Linked DNA regions of Mus musculus: region 2 is linked to region 1. Evidence: chromatin loops called from intact Hi-C (ENCODE). Cell type or tissue: gastrocnemius. All regions are shown on one strand.

What was found. Hi-C counts contacts between places; a loop is a spot of excess contacts. Peaks named below come from ENCODE experiments on the same cell type or tissue, not always from the same donor. Only the 100,000 strongest peaks of a DNase experiment are listed, where the experiment ranks them.
Region 2: it touches region 1 in a loop (4-fold over the local background); 8 of 42 quality-filtered maps call a loop at or near these places.

Annotation. Positions count from the first base shown.
Region 1 is chr17:8,611,142-8,619,141 of GRCm38, reverse strand. It overlaps a transcript of Pde10a not described here. Among named protein-coding and RNA genes, the nearest start is that of Gm46585, 120 kb to the left of the region's middle. In gastrocnemius, no CTCF peak of the experiment used is centred here; a DNase peak (open chromatin) is centred at 4,793.
Region 2 is chr17:8,741,472-8,749,471 of GRCm38, reverse strand. It overlaps a transcript of Pde10a not described here. Among named protein-coding and RNA genes, the nearest start is that of Gm46585, 10 kb to the right of the region's middle. In gastrocnemius, CTCF peaks have their summits at 3,010 and 3,924 (motif pointing right); no DNase peak of the experiment used is centred here.

The sequences.
Region 1 (8,000 bases):
TATCCATTCCTCTCTTGAGGGACATCTGGGTTGTTTCCAGCTTCTGATTACTATAAATATGGCTGCTGTGAACATGGTGGAGCATGTGTCGTTGTTATATGTTAGAGCATCTTCTGGGTATATGCCCAGGAGTGGTATAGCTGGGTCCTCAGTCACCAGACTGAGTTCCAGAGTGGTTGTACAAGCTTGCAACCCCACCAACAATGGAGGAGTGTTCCTCTTTCTCCACATCTTCACCAGTATCTGCTGTCACCTAAGTTTTTGATCTTAGCCATTCTGACTGGTGTGAGGTGGAATCTCAAGGTTGTTTTGATTTGCATTTCCCTGATGACTGAGGATGTTGAACATTTCTTTCGGTGTTTCTCAGCCCTTTGAGTTTCCTTAGTTTAGAATTCTGTTTAGCTCTGTTCCCCATTTTTTAATAGGGTTATTTGGTTCTCTGGAGTCTAACTTCTTGAATTCTTTATATATATTGATATTAGCCCTCTATCAGATATAGAATTGGTAAATATCTTTTCTTAATCTGTTAGTTGCCGTTTTGTTCTATTGAACGTGTCCTTTGCCTTACAGAAACTTTGCAATTTTATGAGGTTCCATTTGTTGATTCTTGATCTTAGAGCATAAGCCATCAGTGTTTTGTTCAGGAACTTTCCCCCTGTACCCATGTGTTCAAGACTTTCCCCCACTTTCTATTAGATTAAGTGTATCTGGTTTTATGTGGAGGTCCTTGATCCACTTGGACTTGAGCTTTATACAAGGAGATAAGAATGGATCAATTTGCATTCTTCTACTTGTTGACTGCCAGTTGAACTAGCACCATTTGTTGAAAATGGTGTCTTTTTTCCACTGGATGGTTTTAGCTCCTTTGTCAAAGATCAAGTGCCTGTAGGTGTGTGGGATCATTTCTGGCTCTTTAATTCTATTCCATTGATCTACCTGCCTGTCACCATACCAATACCATGCAGTTTTTAATCACTATTGCTATGTAGTACAGCGTGATCATGGTGAATGATCATTTGGAGGTGTTCTTGGGTTCGGTTTGAGAGAAGTTTATGGAGTATTTTTGCGTCAATATTCATAAGGGAAATTGGTCTGAGGTTCTCTTTCTTTGTTGGGTCTTTGTGTGGTTTTGGTATCTGCATCACAGTGGCTTCATAGGATGAATTTGGTAGTGTTTCTTTTCTTTCTAGTTTGTGGAATCGTTTGAAGAGTGTTCGTATTAGGTCTTCTCTGAAGGTCTGATAGAATTCTGCACTAAAACCTTCTGGTCCTGGGCTTTTTTTGTTGTTGGGAGATTTTAATGACTGCTTCTACTTCTTTAGGGGTTATGGGACTGTTTAGAGGGTTTATCTGATCTGGATTTAACTTTAGTATTTGGTATCTGTCTAGAAAATTTTCCATTTCATCTAGATTTTCCAGTTTCATTGAATATAGGCTTTTGTAGTAGGATCTGGTGATTTTTGGCATCTCCCCAGTTTCTGTTGTTACATCTCGCTTTTAATTTCTGATTTTGTTTAGTTTGTATTTCCATGATCTGTCCATTGATGAGAGTGGGGTGTTGAAGTCTCCAATATTATTGTATGAGGTGCAATGTGTGCTTTGAGCTTTAATAGAGTTTCTTTTACATATGTGGGTGCCCTTGCGTTTGGAGCATAGATATTCAGAATTGAGTTCTTCATGGTAGATTTTTTCCTTTGATGAGCATGAAGTGTCCTTCCTATCCTTTTTTATAACTTTTGGTTGAAAGTTGATTTTATTCGATATTAGAATGGCCACTCCAGCTTGTTTCTTGGGACCATCTACTTGGAAAATTGTTTTCCAGCCCTTTACTCTGAGGTAGTGTCTGTCTTTGACACTGAGGTAAGTTTCCTGTATGTAGCAAAATGCTGGGTCCTGTTTATGTATTCAGTCTGTTAGTCTATATTTTGTAATTGGGGAATTGAGTCCATTGATATTAAGGGATATTAATGAATAGTGATTGTTGCTTCCCATTATTTTTGATGATATTTTTATGTTTGTGTAGCTATCTTCTTTTGGTTTTGTTGAAAGAAGATTACTTTCTTGCTTTTTCTAGGGTGTAGTTTCCCTCCTTGTGTTGGTGTTTTCCATCTATTAACCTATGTAGTACTGGATTTGTGGAAAGATATTATGTAAATTTGTTTGTTTTTTTTTTCATGGAATATCTAGTTTTCTCCATCTATGGTAATTGAGAGTTTTGCTGGGTATAGTAGCCTGGACTGGCACTTGTGTTCTCTTAGGGTCTGTATGATACCTGCTCAGGATCTCTTAGCTTTCATAGTCTCTGGTGAATACTCTGTGGTAATTCTGATAGGTCTGCCTTTATATGTTACTTGACCTTTTTCCCTTACTGCTTTTAATATTCTATCTTTATTTAGTGCATTTGGTGTTTTGACTATTATGTAATGGGAGGGATTTATTTTCTTGTCCAATCTATTTGGAGTTCTGTAGGCTTCTTGGATGTTCATGGGCATATCTTTCTTTAAGTTAGGGAATTTTTTCTATAATTTTGTTGAAGATATTTACTGGCCCTTTAAGTTGGGAATCTTCACTCTCTTCTATACTTATTATCCTTAGGTTTAGTCTTCTCATTGTGTCCTGGATTTCCTGGATGTTTTGGGTTAGGAGATTTTTGCATTTTGCATTTTCTTTGAATCTTGTGTCAATGTTTTCTATGGTATCTTCTGCACCTGAGAGTCTCTCTTCTATCTCTTGTGTTCTGTTGGTGATGCTTGCATCTTGATCTCTTTCCTAGGTTTTCTATCTCCCGTGTTGTCTCTCTTTGTGATGTCTTTATTGTTTCTATTTCCATTTTTATATCCTGGATGGTTTTCTTCAATTCCTTCACCTGTTTAGTTGTGTTTTCCTGTAATTCTTTAAGGGATTTTTGTGTTTCATCTTTAAGGGCTTCTAGCTGTTTATCTGTGTTCTCCTGTATTTCTTTAAGGGAGTTATTTATGTCCTTCTTAAAGTCCCCTATCATCATCATGAGATGTGATTTTAAATCAGAGTCTTGCTTTTCTGGTGTGTTGGGGTATCCGGGGCTTGCTATGATGGGAGAACTGGGTTCTGATGATGCCAAGTAGCCTTGGTTTCTGTTGCTTTTATTCTTGCACTTGCCTCTCACCATCTGGTTATCTCTGGTGTTAGCTCGTTTGGCTGTCTCTGGTTATGGCTTGTTCCTCGTGCAAGTCTGTATTCCTGGGAGACCAGTTCTCTCAAGGAGGAATTTGGGTATGGAGAACTGTGGCACAGGGTCAGTTCCAGGTGCAGATGGAAACCGGAAGAATCCTGTCCAAGGCTACTCCTCGGTTCCTGTGTCCTGATGGTTCCAGGCGGGTCCCTCTGAGCAGAAGTGCCTGTGCTCACAGGCGTGCCCACACTCCTGGGAGACCAGCTCTTTCCTGGCGGTATTTGGGTATGGAGCGCTGTGGCATAGGATCCACTCTGGGTATTGTGGCACAGCTCAATATTACTCTTCTAAGAAATTAACACTAACAAAATTTATAATTACTTATCAGTACATTTAAAATAGCAGGGGAAAGAGCTGTTGTGTGTTAATATATGTAACATGTTACCATGGAGAGCAATGCTGTGAAAGAGCAGCCTTGTTTTACATTTGACATTTTGAAAATCTCTTAGCTGTGTGGCTTTATTTGACGCTAGAGGGTCTTCATATAGACCCTAGCTCCCCTTCTGGAGAGATCTGCTGCTTTCTGGGGCTCATGAGAGCAACCTGGCTTCACGCAGTCACATGGCTAGGAGATGGAATTGTGGGAATTCTTCAATGGGACCTGGAGTCCGTCGGTGGCAGCTTTGTAGCAGATGAATGAGGGGGAGTCAGAAACCATCCTTGCCTAACAGAAGGTTTCCGCATCTCCAATGTGTAGGTCACATGTGAGTCTCTGGGATGTCCTGGCTCTTAAAGCACACAACATAAAATGTCACTCAGGGACACCACTCCCAACTGTGTCATGGGTGCTCTGTGTTGTTAAACATTGCAAAAATCAAGTTCACAGTGAGTGGTTTAAGTCTGCAAAATGTTGACTTTTTTCTTAAAAGCCTGAGATTTATCCTGGGCCACAAATACCGACAACGAAGATCAGTATTGCTCCTTTCTGAGCACTTGAGTCTGTCTGGCACTTGGGTCTGAATGCTGGTCACAGGTGTTGCGGTAAAGGGACTGGTCCAAGGGATATTCATTCCCAAGACACAACGATATTGCTTTCCAGTACTTGTTATGACTCGGTGGGTCCCATGAGATCGTTGTGCCAGCTTCCCATTTAGTCACAGGAAGTGTTACAAAGGCACCCGAGAGTGTCTGTGTTGAGCACCTGCGCATTGCTCGATGATGTTGTGTTCTGCTTTCTTGGCTCTGAGGATAGGCTGTAGTGGGGAAGATGGGACTCTGGTACCGCTGGAAATACTGGAGAAACACAGGCATGTCTGCCCAACACATTCGGCCCGCACAGCACCACAGCACAAGAGCAGGAATTGCCTTATGAGAATCCTTGGCCTTCTAAATTCCCTGAATGTGGGCAATAGCCCAAAAAAACAAGGACATAGATCATTCTAATTTGATCCAGGAGTGTCTTTGTAGGAGGATTATAGCTAGTTATACACATTAACTAGCATCGAAGTTACTGAGCCTCCCCATATATAGTGTGTGCCCTAAAAACAAATTTGTAGTGTGATCTGCTTTGTTTTTTTCTTCATCCAAACTGGAAGGACATGGAGGTTATAGTTCTGAGTAGTGGGTGCCCCCTGCTGGTCATTACTGGAAGTGGCACGGTAAATAGTGGCATCAGAACTGCAAGGCTGGCTGTACCCAGCAGCTCCCTTCTCAAAAGGCAGAATATTTTAGAGTGCTCGGCCACAGACAGAGCCTGCCCTCAAGCTCATTTTCAACTGTCGAAACTGTTTTTAAAAGGTTCAAGTTTGCTTTTCACGATTCTAAACATCTTCTGGTTTCCAGTAAACCTGGGCACTGCCAGCCCTAAATGGTAAAGTAGGGGCTATGCTGTCACATGAGAGCATAGAGTCTGTGCTCAGGCGAGAGGAGTCATCTGTCTTTCTATGTGTGTGCATGCATATGTGCTGGGGCAGAAAGAGAGTGAGCAGGTAGATGAAAAGAAACAGTAGAAAGAAAACTTGTATTTATTTAGAAGAGGTGACATCTTGTCTGTATCTCTGCGCTCACCTACCCAGCCATCACCCCTGCACATGGAGATGGGGCTGCAGCCATGGCCATACTACATTGGCACTCATCAGGTCTGCATACACTCTCACTGATGCTCTTCCGCAAACTGTCCCATACTTGTTGACTTGGAACCACATGAGTCCACCCCATCTCAGCAAAGAGATCTTCTCATTGGAACACGGGCTCCCAGCTACCCACCTCCACAAGTGCTCTCTATCAGACGTGCAACGGGCTGATAACTGAACACTTGGTGCCTGCCACAGGTTAATGGGGGCTCCCAATCCCAGGGGTGCCCGGGCAAGGTGAGCTTTGTGGCCTCTGAGGACACTATCTGGGGGCCAAAAACTAGGAAGGTTTCATCGCTCGGGAAAGTGATATTTGGACTGTTTTTGCAAGACCTCTATGATTGCAGCAGGCAGAAAGGAAAGGTAGCTTACTTGAAGTTAATTAAGCCTTCAGACAGGTGTGTTCCTGAAATGCATACTATGGGGACTGCAAACACAGCTCAGCAGAGTGCTTACCCAGCATGCATGAAGCCTTGGGTTTGGCCCCCAGTACCACATAAAATGTGGCAGTGCCAAGCATCATAAAGGCACTGTTTGATGCTGTTCCTGGGCTTGGACAACCTGGACTGACTCTCCACTGCTCTTAGTGGAAATTTGCTACACACCTTTTGCTTATACTTGTATTTCTCACTGTTAAAGGCCTCGCTCTGAAAGCTAGAACTGGGATCACAAACGCTAGTGCAAACAGGAGTGAAATTAATGGAAGTTCCCTGGAAAAACTGTTATGCAGAAAAGCAAGTCTTTCTTAGAGCTTATTACTTCGATATATGTTTAGATCATTAATGAAGTTATTAGTAAGCATGAGACAGAGGATTTGAGAAAAAAAAAACAGTCTTTCAAATCAACAACTATTATATTACATCCTTTGGGGATTATAGCAGGAGAAGGGACACCAGGCTGAAGGGCTTTTGTGGTTTCCATAGTATGATACATTTTTCTGAGGTCCTAGAACAGTCTCCATTTTCTGGTTTTTTTTTTTCTTAATAATAAAAATTGGGGTATTCCAAGGACTTGTTGCAGGTTCATTATGGCCCACATCTAACTGCTCTTGAACTAGAACTTCTGCCACCTGGATGTTTTTCTTGGGTTAGGGGCTATTGCTCCACCCAGACCTCCATCAGACCTTCAGGTTATAAGGTCAACTGTTCTGCAATGGCCTTAATTAAAATTTCCGATACCCTATTCTGCTTGTTTATAGGTTCTATTGGAAATAATCTTCCTTAACCATCTTTTCCTAATCCTTTTGGGGGATCATATACCACATCTAACATTTGAGAGGAAACTATTTCATTAGGGCTTTACCAAAAGGGGGTCTGTTTGTCTCCCTGCTCCTGCATCCACTTGCTCCAAGTCCTGCCCTCAGCCGGAACATAGCAACCCAGGCCTGTAGTCCAGCACTTGGAAGGTAGAGGCAGGAGAATGAGAAGTTCGAATTTATCCTTAGCTCTGTAGCAAGTTTGAGACCAGACTGTCTGTTTTCTCAAAGAGGAGAAGGAAAAAGTGCATACATTCTAGACAAACAAGACATTTCTTTCAAAGATATATCACCATTGAGAGACACAGCTTATCGATAAGAGGAGTGATACCGGCTATACCATCTACTTCAAGTATTCAGATTCTGCAGCAGTTATGGGATGTGCACACTCCAAGTCAGAATGCACAGTGGCCTCCCTTCTTGCACCACATTTCCCCCCAGAGGTAAAGTCCCACCTCCCTAGAGAGTTCAAACCAAGACCATCTGGTGCTGGGGCTGCCTGAGCTGGCTCTGGTGTAGTAGTGACCAGATGTGCCTGGTCACTGAGCTGTGTGGCTCAGGTTAGCAGACAGTGATAGGGTGGTTTGTCTCCAGAACCAAACAAAATAACATCAGGCTGACTATATCACGCATAGGTGCTTTTAAATCGTGCTCAGTAGGTTCTGGCACCCAGCAGTGTGTTTGGGGAACCATAGGTCACTGTGGCCTGTTATCCATGTCTTCAGGAAAAGGAGAGTAGTCACTCAGGATCACCGAGATCAGGGGTTGGTTCATTCTCGTGTTGTCCATGTCAGGAAACAAATTCTGGTCCTTCCTCTTTGTTCCCTCCCCATCACCACCTCTCTTGTTCCCACCTCCCCATCACCGCCTCTCTCGTTCCCACCTGCCCATATCACTATGAGAGCCAGACACTGAGCTTAGTGTGGGCTTCTCCATGTGAGAGACAAAGAAGCAGCATCATGGTGGCAGCGTGTGACTGAACATGCCACCTTTGCTGTTCCAGAAGGTGGAGACACAATTAGAACTGGGGAATTGTGCTCCAAGAACCACAGTTTAAGCAGCCTTCACAATGACAGCGGAGGCCTGGGCTGGATTCTCTTTGCACCAACTGTAACACTGACTACATAGGCTCCGCTGTCCACCTGCCTACCTCTGCAACCCTACTGAGGGAGGTGCAATTAGCAAAGGAGAGAAACAAAAAAGTTCTTCCATGTGGACTCAGAAACATGCTTTCCTGCTATTGAAAAAATCTCCCGCGCATCTAAAAATCATCCAAGGATTTCCTTCCCTAGGCACCCTGAGTATGTCTTGTGTCACTCAAGTGGCCCAGATTCCTGTGTGCCATAAAGTCAAGAGACCTCACGGATGGGCCAAGCAATCTGAAGGGCAGAGAGAGGCTAGAGAAGGCCAGACATGGCTGACTCGTGAGCAGCATCTCATCCTGGGCACTATTATGGATAGG
Region 2 (8,000 bases), 130 kb before region 1:
AGTCAAGCATCTTTTAGCAGCATCTTTCCTACAGAGGCAGAAGCCAGTGCCTCTGCAGCAGCGGCAGACAAGATGAGGACAGGAGGGAGAAGCCATACTTTTCATACTCTTCATACACTACATAATCTTGGGATTTGCAAGTCTCCAGGATGTAAAGGTGGAGGGCCAGATCCTAGAAGTTTATACTGCCCCTTGGCTCTTGACCATCCTAAAGCTTCATTCCTCATAAACATATCAGAAAACTCACCATTTCTCTCTGCCCCTCCTCTGCCTTGCTGCCACCATTTTTAACCCCCTTCACATGCTGTTGACTGATACATATTCTCTATCTCAGGACGCCACATTTGTGATTTGTCCTCTCTAGCTTCATGCTATGCAAAAGGGCCAGGTGGGGAAGCTGGCTTGAGTGCTTGGCCTCCAAGGTCTTTGTAGTTTCATCAGAGTAGGGTCCAGTCACCCTGTCCTTCAGATACTTGCATGCAGCGCTCAGATACTATAATCTGCGAGATTGCGAGCACATTACCACCAGGTGTGTAAGGCAGAGCACTCCTGTGTGAAGAGAAGGCTTTCTAGACTGTGCTGGGGGCTGCCTGGGATGAGTTGCAGGGGCTTGAAAGAGCAAGCTCAACTGTTCCACCCCAGAGTGACTTTCCTGCAAGTCCTTACTCTCAGAAGAAAACAGGGGGCAGAGTAGAACATGCTGGGAGTTCTCTGCCCTCTACAGCCAGAGAAAAAGTAAACCAAGACACATTCTACCCAAGCCAAACAACACTAATTTGGGGGAAAATTACATGGAAAAAAACATTTTTTAAAAAATGTTTTTCTAAGGGAAAGAAGAATTAGTTTAAAGAGTTGCATAGCACTGTACTTTGGATCTTAATGTTCACCAAAGGGTTCTGTGTGTTGAGTCAACCAGTGTTGTGCTGAGAGGGAGCCTGAGGGAGGTCTTCAGGGAGTGTGCTCTTGAGGGAATATTAAGGCCTCAGAGCCTTTTCCTCCCCTCTCTTTGCCTTTCTGGCCACACCTGAGAGGCTTTGCAGGAACTTCTAATGGGACATTTCCACAGGCCAACTGACCATGGGTGGAAAGAGTCCAAACGTCCTTCTCTTTTTCTAACTCGATTACCTACCACATTCCTTATACTAACAGAAGGCTGAATAACCCACAGGCAGCTCTTTGGGCATTTGTATCAATAACAGCAGAGTGGCTCTCACACGGAGGAGGAAAGAAGTCATCATTCACTCAACAGCATTTTATGCCACATCAGCGGAAAGGAAATCTTGCCTGCCGACCACAGGTTCAGCAGTTGGCCTGTCGCCCTAGCTGCATTTTCTGCAGGGACAAGAGGGTAACCTGTGCTCAGAGTTTGCATAGGATTAAGGATCATCTGCCACACAGACTGGCCCTCCCCGCACTGAAGGGATCAGCATGATACAAGGCATAGCTGTGACCTGCAAGGCTTCAAGCATTGACCTGACAGGGGTGGTACACGAAAGATGAAATGACAGACACATGCACAGAAGAGCTGGGATCTGGTGGGTTGTGTGCTCTCTGGTGGAGATGGACAGCCTTGAACCAACCCCGGACTTCAGAATGCTTACCAGGTATAACACAGAGGGAGGGCCCAGCTAATCTCAGTAGAAGGTCCCTGAAGGTGAGCAGTCTCAGGCTGTAAGCACCATCACCATTCGCACTTGGACTAAAGGCAGGCTTTGCCAAGAGCCTGACCAGGGGTCAGAGGGATCCCTGACAAGGTCATATTCATAACACATTCACGGAGGGCTTCTTTGGCTCACCAGAGAACATTCACAGTGACTCCCTCTTGCTGAAGGAGATGTGTACCACTATTTCACAGGAGGGTTGTCTGCTCTTGCTTCCCTTAGGGAGAGGGTATCTCTGTACTGAGGCCCACATTGGAAAAGCCTTTATGGGCTCCAAACACAGCAGGGTGTCTGGGCATGAGTGGCTAGACATGTTAACCAGACTCAAGAATACACATCCCATGGTGTTCTGCACAAGGCTTCTTCCCTAGGCCTAGGAAAAAGGAGTATGGCAGACATGGTTTGTACACCAACCACCAGCTCCTTGGGTGCAACATCTTCGCTCTGCCCCTCCATGGCTCATCTGCCCAGAGCCATGTTGACCACACAGCAGCCACCACGATGGCCAGCTGGGAGCTGTCTATGGACACAGCAGCCCTGTGGAGGAGGTTTCTTAGGGAACTTCGGTTTCCTCCTTGGAACCATGTAAGCAGGGACAGGAGCCACCCCTTTCTTCCCTGCCTCTCACTTGGGTGCCTGTACCAGAATTTGAAGGGGAGACAACTCAAATGACCTAAAGTATATTATGGACAAGAATTCCCTACAGACCAGTGTGACCTTTTGGAAGACCAGAGAGAGAGAAAAGAGACACAGCCAGGTACTAGTTCTCCATACTGCCTATCTCTGAGAAATTGCTCTGGGTCCAAGAAGGAGCCACTAAAAGAAGACTGACCCCCAAATGGCACAGAGCCCCCAGAGAGGACTCAGTGAGGGGGAGCTCAGTTCCTACGGCTGACACCACTGTGGTCCAGCAAGGTCTCAGGATCAGAGGGGCTGTTGGGAGAGCAGGGGTTGCTTCAGAGCACGGATCAGATGCTATCTTGTCCAATCACTTGGTTCACTGCAAGGAAACCCCTAGTGTTTGTCGAGGAGATGAGACTTGAATGGCACGCGTTTCCAAGAAAAAGCCGACATTTCTATTTAGCCCTGCTGCTTTTTGTCCAAAACAGCTAAAAGAGACCGACCCTCAAAACTGTTTCGTAAGCTTGTTGGGTCGAGGTGAAGACCACTGAACCTTGACAATTTTGGCAGAAGACTGGGGCAAAAAGGTCTCAGAGTCTAAGTAAGTATCCCCTCTCCAACACTCACGCCCTACACCCTGTCCACACTATCTGTGAAGTGACAGGGTAGGAGTGGAACTTGGATCTGTCTCTTAAATTCTTCTTCCTGAAGTAAAAGGTGTCCCCCTGCAGGGCATCTGAAAACCCAGCAGAAACTCCTCATGCAGGCTCACTGCAGGCTCCTGGGTTCCCCTGCACCAACCTGCCCGGCAGCTTTGGGAGTAGAACAAGCCCAATGCACGAGCTCACCCCTGACCCTCTGTCCAATTCTCTTTTCCTGGGTTCCCCCTGATGCCCTGCACTGGCCCAACTCAAGGACTGGCCTGAGTGCTCCTGGGAGGAGCGGACTGGAAAGCATCACATTTTGAGGAAAGGGATGGTCATAGAAAGATATTTGGGTTCCAACCTGCTCGTTCCAGATGCAAAGAGCATCTCTTGAGGAAACACTGGTGCCATGACTGTGGGTCTGTCCAGCGTGGGATGCTGGATGTCAGCACTTTAGTCAAGTATACATTAAGTCATAGATATTTAAGTTGGCAACATGAGTGAGCGATGGGATATCCCTGGTACAGGAAACAAGCAGGCATCCTTAGCCTTCAGGAAGACCTCCCCACATAAAATTTAAGCCACAGGACAGGTCTAAGGTAGAGGTTGCCTCTTGGATGCTCCAATCTTAAGACCCTGCTTTAGTCATTAGTTTATATGAAAAGAGGGTGAATTGTCATTTGAATTAAAATAATTAAAAGATAAATTCAGGAAAATGATCCTTAAGTATTTCTGGTGAAACTGTTATTTATTCTTTTTTTTTTTTCAGTAAAATTGAACATGAACCCCTTTTCAAATGAAAAATTTCCCAAAGGTAGCAGAGATGTTTTTTTGCCCAATTTTTACCCTTTTTTCTTACATATACGAACCAAAATTATTTATGTTAATTACTTGAAGTAACCTTCTTAGAGAGAGAGTGTGGGGAATCAGTTTTAGAAATTATCCCCTCAAGAGACAAGATGTTAATGACAAACAGAATCTTCCCTCTCCTACCACAAGGAGGCAGCAGCCCAAATCTCACTGGTGGGTGACCAGGGGTCCTATAGACATGGATCCAAAGTTTGGGTTCAGCACTAAGCCAGTAGAAATCATAGTCATAAAGCTTCCTTTAGTTTTTAAAGATTATTTAACTTTATGTGTATTGATGTTTTGCCTTCATGTATATATGTGCACCATGCCCATGCCTGGTGTCCACAGAAGCCACCTATACCCTGGAACCAGAGTTACAGATAATTGTGAGCCACTGGGTTGGTGCCGGCGACTGAACCCAGATCCTCTATAAGAGCAACAAGTGCTCTTAACCACTGAGCCATCTCTCTAGCACATCATAAAAAAATCTTATACTTGAATATCTTGAAGCTCTGTCCCTGGAAAAGCCCAATATTATAAAGGACATACTTTGGATATACTTGCTCGTGTATAACCATATCAGCCATAGGCTGTGAGGAAGAAAAGACTACCCCAGGTATTTTAAAGGGCAAGATCGGACTGACTGCAGACTCCCAGATACCTGATATGCTGGGAGATAGTGGAATCATCTCCATCAGCCTTCAGAGCATGATCTACACAGCCAAGTTGTCTTTCAAAGGCCAATGGAAGATGTCCATACAGGTCAGAACTACATAGAATTACACACATGAGTATCAAACCCAGCACTGTATGTCAAAATCAGGTGAGGAATATTGAGCCCAAATGAATGAGCAACCACACTGATTGTTTTTATGGAAAATTTGTCTTTTTATGGAAAATTTGTGGAAAAATGTCTTTCAAAATATTAAAACATAATATATATGTGTGTATATATGTGTGTATATTTATATATATGTATGTGTATATATATATATATACTTGTGTGTATATATATATATATACTTGTATGTATATATATATATGTGTACATGTATATATTTTATAGATATAGATATACAGTCCATTGATACTAGGTCATTTCTGCACCATCCCAATCTATGGTACAAATCTGCAAGCACAAATGAAAGAACTGGCAATTCTGTAGAGCCAAGCCACAGGACACCACTGCACCCTAAAGTTGTTACCTACCACCCTCAGTGTTCTGCTGACAGCTCAGAGCATGAAAGACAAAAATGAGATGCATCCATCAAGAAGGGTGTGAGACAGGCACATGGAAACTAGTCTGCTCATCAGAAGCCAATGATCTAGCCTTGGGTTCCAATAATAGCTCCTCATCCCTTGCCTTACTTCATACTAAGGGATTCCTATGGCTTAGGCTGACTTCACACAACTAGCATTCTTCCAATCTCTTGCAGACGCCCTGAAGGTGGAAGCCAATGGAAACTCAGAGATCAGACAGGTCCTGAGGCAAGTGTCTGACTCTGAAGATGAGCAGACCTTACTTCCAAAATCATCAGTGTCATGTGACCGTGTTCTTCCTCTACCCCAGAAGTCTAAATACTATGATGGCACATGGTCTGATCCAGGTGACTCATGACATAAACCTGTCCAAGCAGTACAGGCCCTTATGCCAAGCCTAGCTAATCACACTGTCTTATGGATTCTGGTCCCTTTGTTTGCACTCGGGATGGTTCCTAGGACCCTGTTGATGCTAAGCAGAGTCACCACTGAAGCTGTGTCCCTAACCCACCAACCCCACCTCGATTCAAGGCCAGCTCAATTCTAGCAGTAACAGTGTGCAGAGCCCATATTTGCTGAAGAACCTAATGCACACCTAATCTTAAACCTCTGAACACTTCCAGAAAAGGCAAATTTGATGGGGCTGGAAAAGCAGGCACTGTTCTGCCTGGCAAGACCCATGCTGGAACTTACGTTTCCCAGGAGAAACAGTGGCTGCAGAGTTTCCACCTGTCCATGAGCCCCGGCTCACTCGTAAGAACTTCCCTCCAGATGACGGGGTCTATGTACTGTGTGCACTGGCCTCTCCTGGCTCCATCCTGCTACAATTTCCCCATCACAAGAGCTAGACTACTGCCTGCTCTTAGGCGCTGGCACCCAGCATCTGTTCACTGGCATGCTAGTTACCTATCATAGAACCGGTGTTGGTCTAGAGATGGTACCTTCTACATACCCAACTAATTTCATCAGTACTGGGATACCCAAGACTCCAGCATCCTTCCCACCACAAGGATCCAAGGAAGTCCTGTGGTCACTCTCCTGAAAGCCATCTCTACTAAGACCTGAGACAGAGAACAGAAACAAGAAAGGACCCGCCATATGCTATCTCTTTCTTGTAGAACACCTGGGAAGGCACTGTGATTCCACTATACATTATTTTGAACCAGGAACAGATTCTTTGTGCTGGGAGAGAAAGCAAAGACCCTTCCCTTTTCTCTGCTAAACATGTGACTCTGTGTGTGTGTGTGTGTGTGTGTGTGTGTGTGTGTGTATGTGGCATGGGCTGGCCTTCTATGTTCAGACTCCAGATGACTGGTTTTCTCTGTCCTTAATGCAAGCCCCTACTAACTAATGATCTATTCCACTATGCAGGGGTACTGTGAGGATAAATGGCAGTGTCTATAAAGTGCTTGGAGTTCTTAGGATGAAAAGACACAGGAGAAGAACAGAGCAGCGACACGTTATTATTCTCGCACAGAGTGGGTGGAATTGCAAAGAGAAATCATGTCAGAGATGTAAGGAAACTTAAAAGTCTGAGACTTTAAAAGGCTGAGATTATTAAAACACCTAGGTGTTTGACAGGAGAAAATTCAACTGTTCTCCTGTCTCAGAGATATAATACTTCTTTCTCATTCCTTACTCCACCCCACAATTGCTTCTTCCTGAACTAAGCTTTCAGTGTAGTCAAGTGAGCTCCATAGATGAAAAATTATTTTTATATAGGTATGCCCTAAAGTGACAGCTGCCCCCCCCCAAAAAAAAACACCCAGCTGTGGCAGGCAGTCACCATCAGCATGAGTTATTGCTGGGTTGTATTGGACTCATACACATCAAGAATGTGTCCAAATGTGGATATGGCTGAAGGCTCCTTGACTGTGTGGAGATGGGGTGATAAAACTGAGTTGTCTGCATAGAATTAGAACTCTGATAGAGCCACAGGCATGTGGGAAAGGAAACAGGAAGGATCCACTATCAGAAAAGGAAAGATGGCTAAGACAGGCATCTCTCTCTGGTTTCTTGAGTGCAAGCACTAACTTGGGCAATAAACACACAGTATCCGTAACCCAGCATGGGTCTGTGATCTAAGCCCATCTGTAACTGCCTGGTGCTGGAACCATATGCTAGGAAGTTAAAAAGCTCCAGGAGGGGTGTCCCAGAGGCTGCCTGAGATGAACAAGTGGGTTTATCTGGAGGGACCCCACAAGGACGGGCATGCCCCTCTCTTCACAGGGAGTGATGTCAGAGACAAAACCAACCTGGAGTTGAAATCATGCTTGAATTTGCACACAGAGTAAATAGGATCAGCCTGCCCCAAATAGCAGAACTCAGCCAAAATGAAGCCCCAATAAGGATATTTGAACGTCTTAGATAAATGTCATTCAAAATCATAGCCAAAGGGTATGCAGGGTTGATGAGAAATCAAAAATCAGCCGTTAGAAATAAATTTTAAAAATTATAGTTAGTGGATAATTTTTTAATCCAGCACCTAAGAGGAAGCTCATAAGAAACAATTAGAAAACTCGAAGGCTGAACAGAGGATTTTTCAGGATCCAGCTGTAGAAAAGGAGATAAAACGGGGAAGATGCATTAGATACATGCCAAACAAAAGGAGAACATTCTTCATGAACACCAGAGGAGGCAACAAGGGGTAGTGGAGGCAGACTAAAAGACACGATAAGAGAGATGGTTCCAGGTCAGCAAAATGTGGGAGAATGTTAGAAACAAAGCTCCTAGCAGGCTAAGGAGCTCTTGGTCCTCTCGGATTCTATACCAGTCAGGGTTTCCAGAGAACAACAGCCAGTAAGAGATCAGATGGACAGACACACAGGCATAAAAAGAGAAAATTTCAAGGAATTAGAGAGGATAGCAAGAATCTAGAAATCTAACCAACCTATTATTCCCCCACCCCAAAGGCTACCAGACAAGAAAGCACTGTGGTTTGAAGGAGCCACCTTCAACTCTGTTC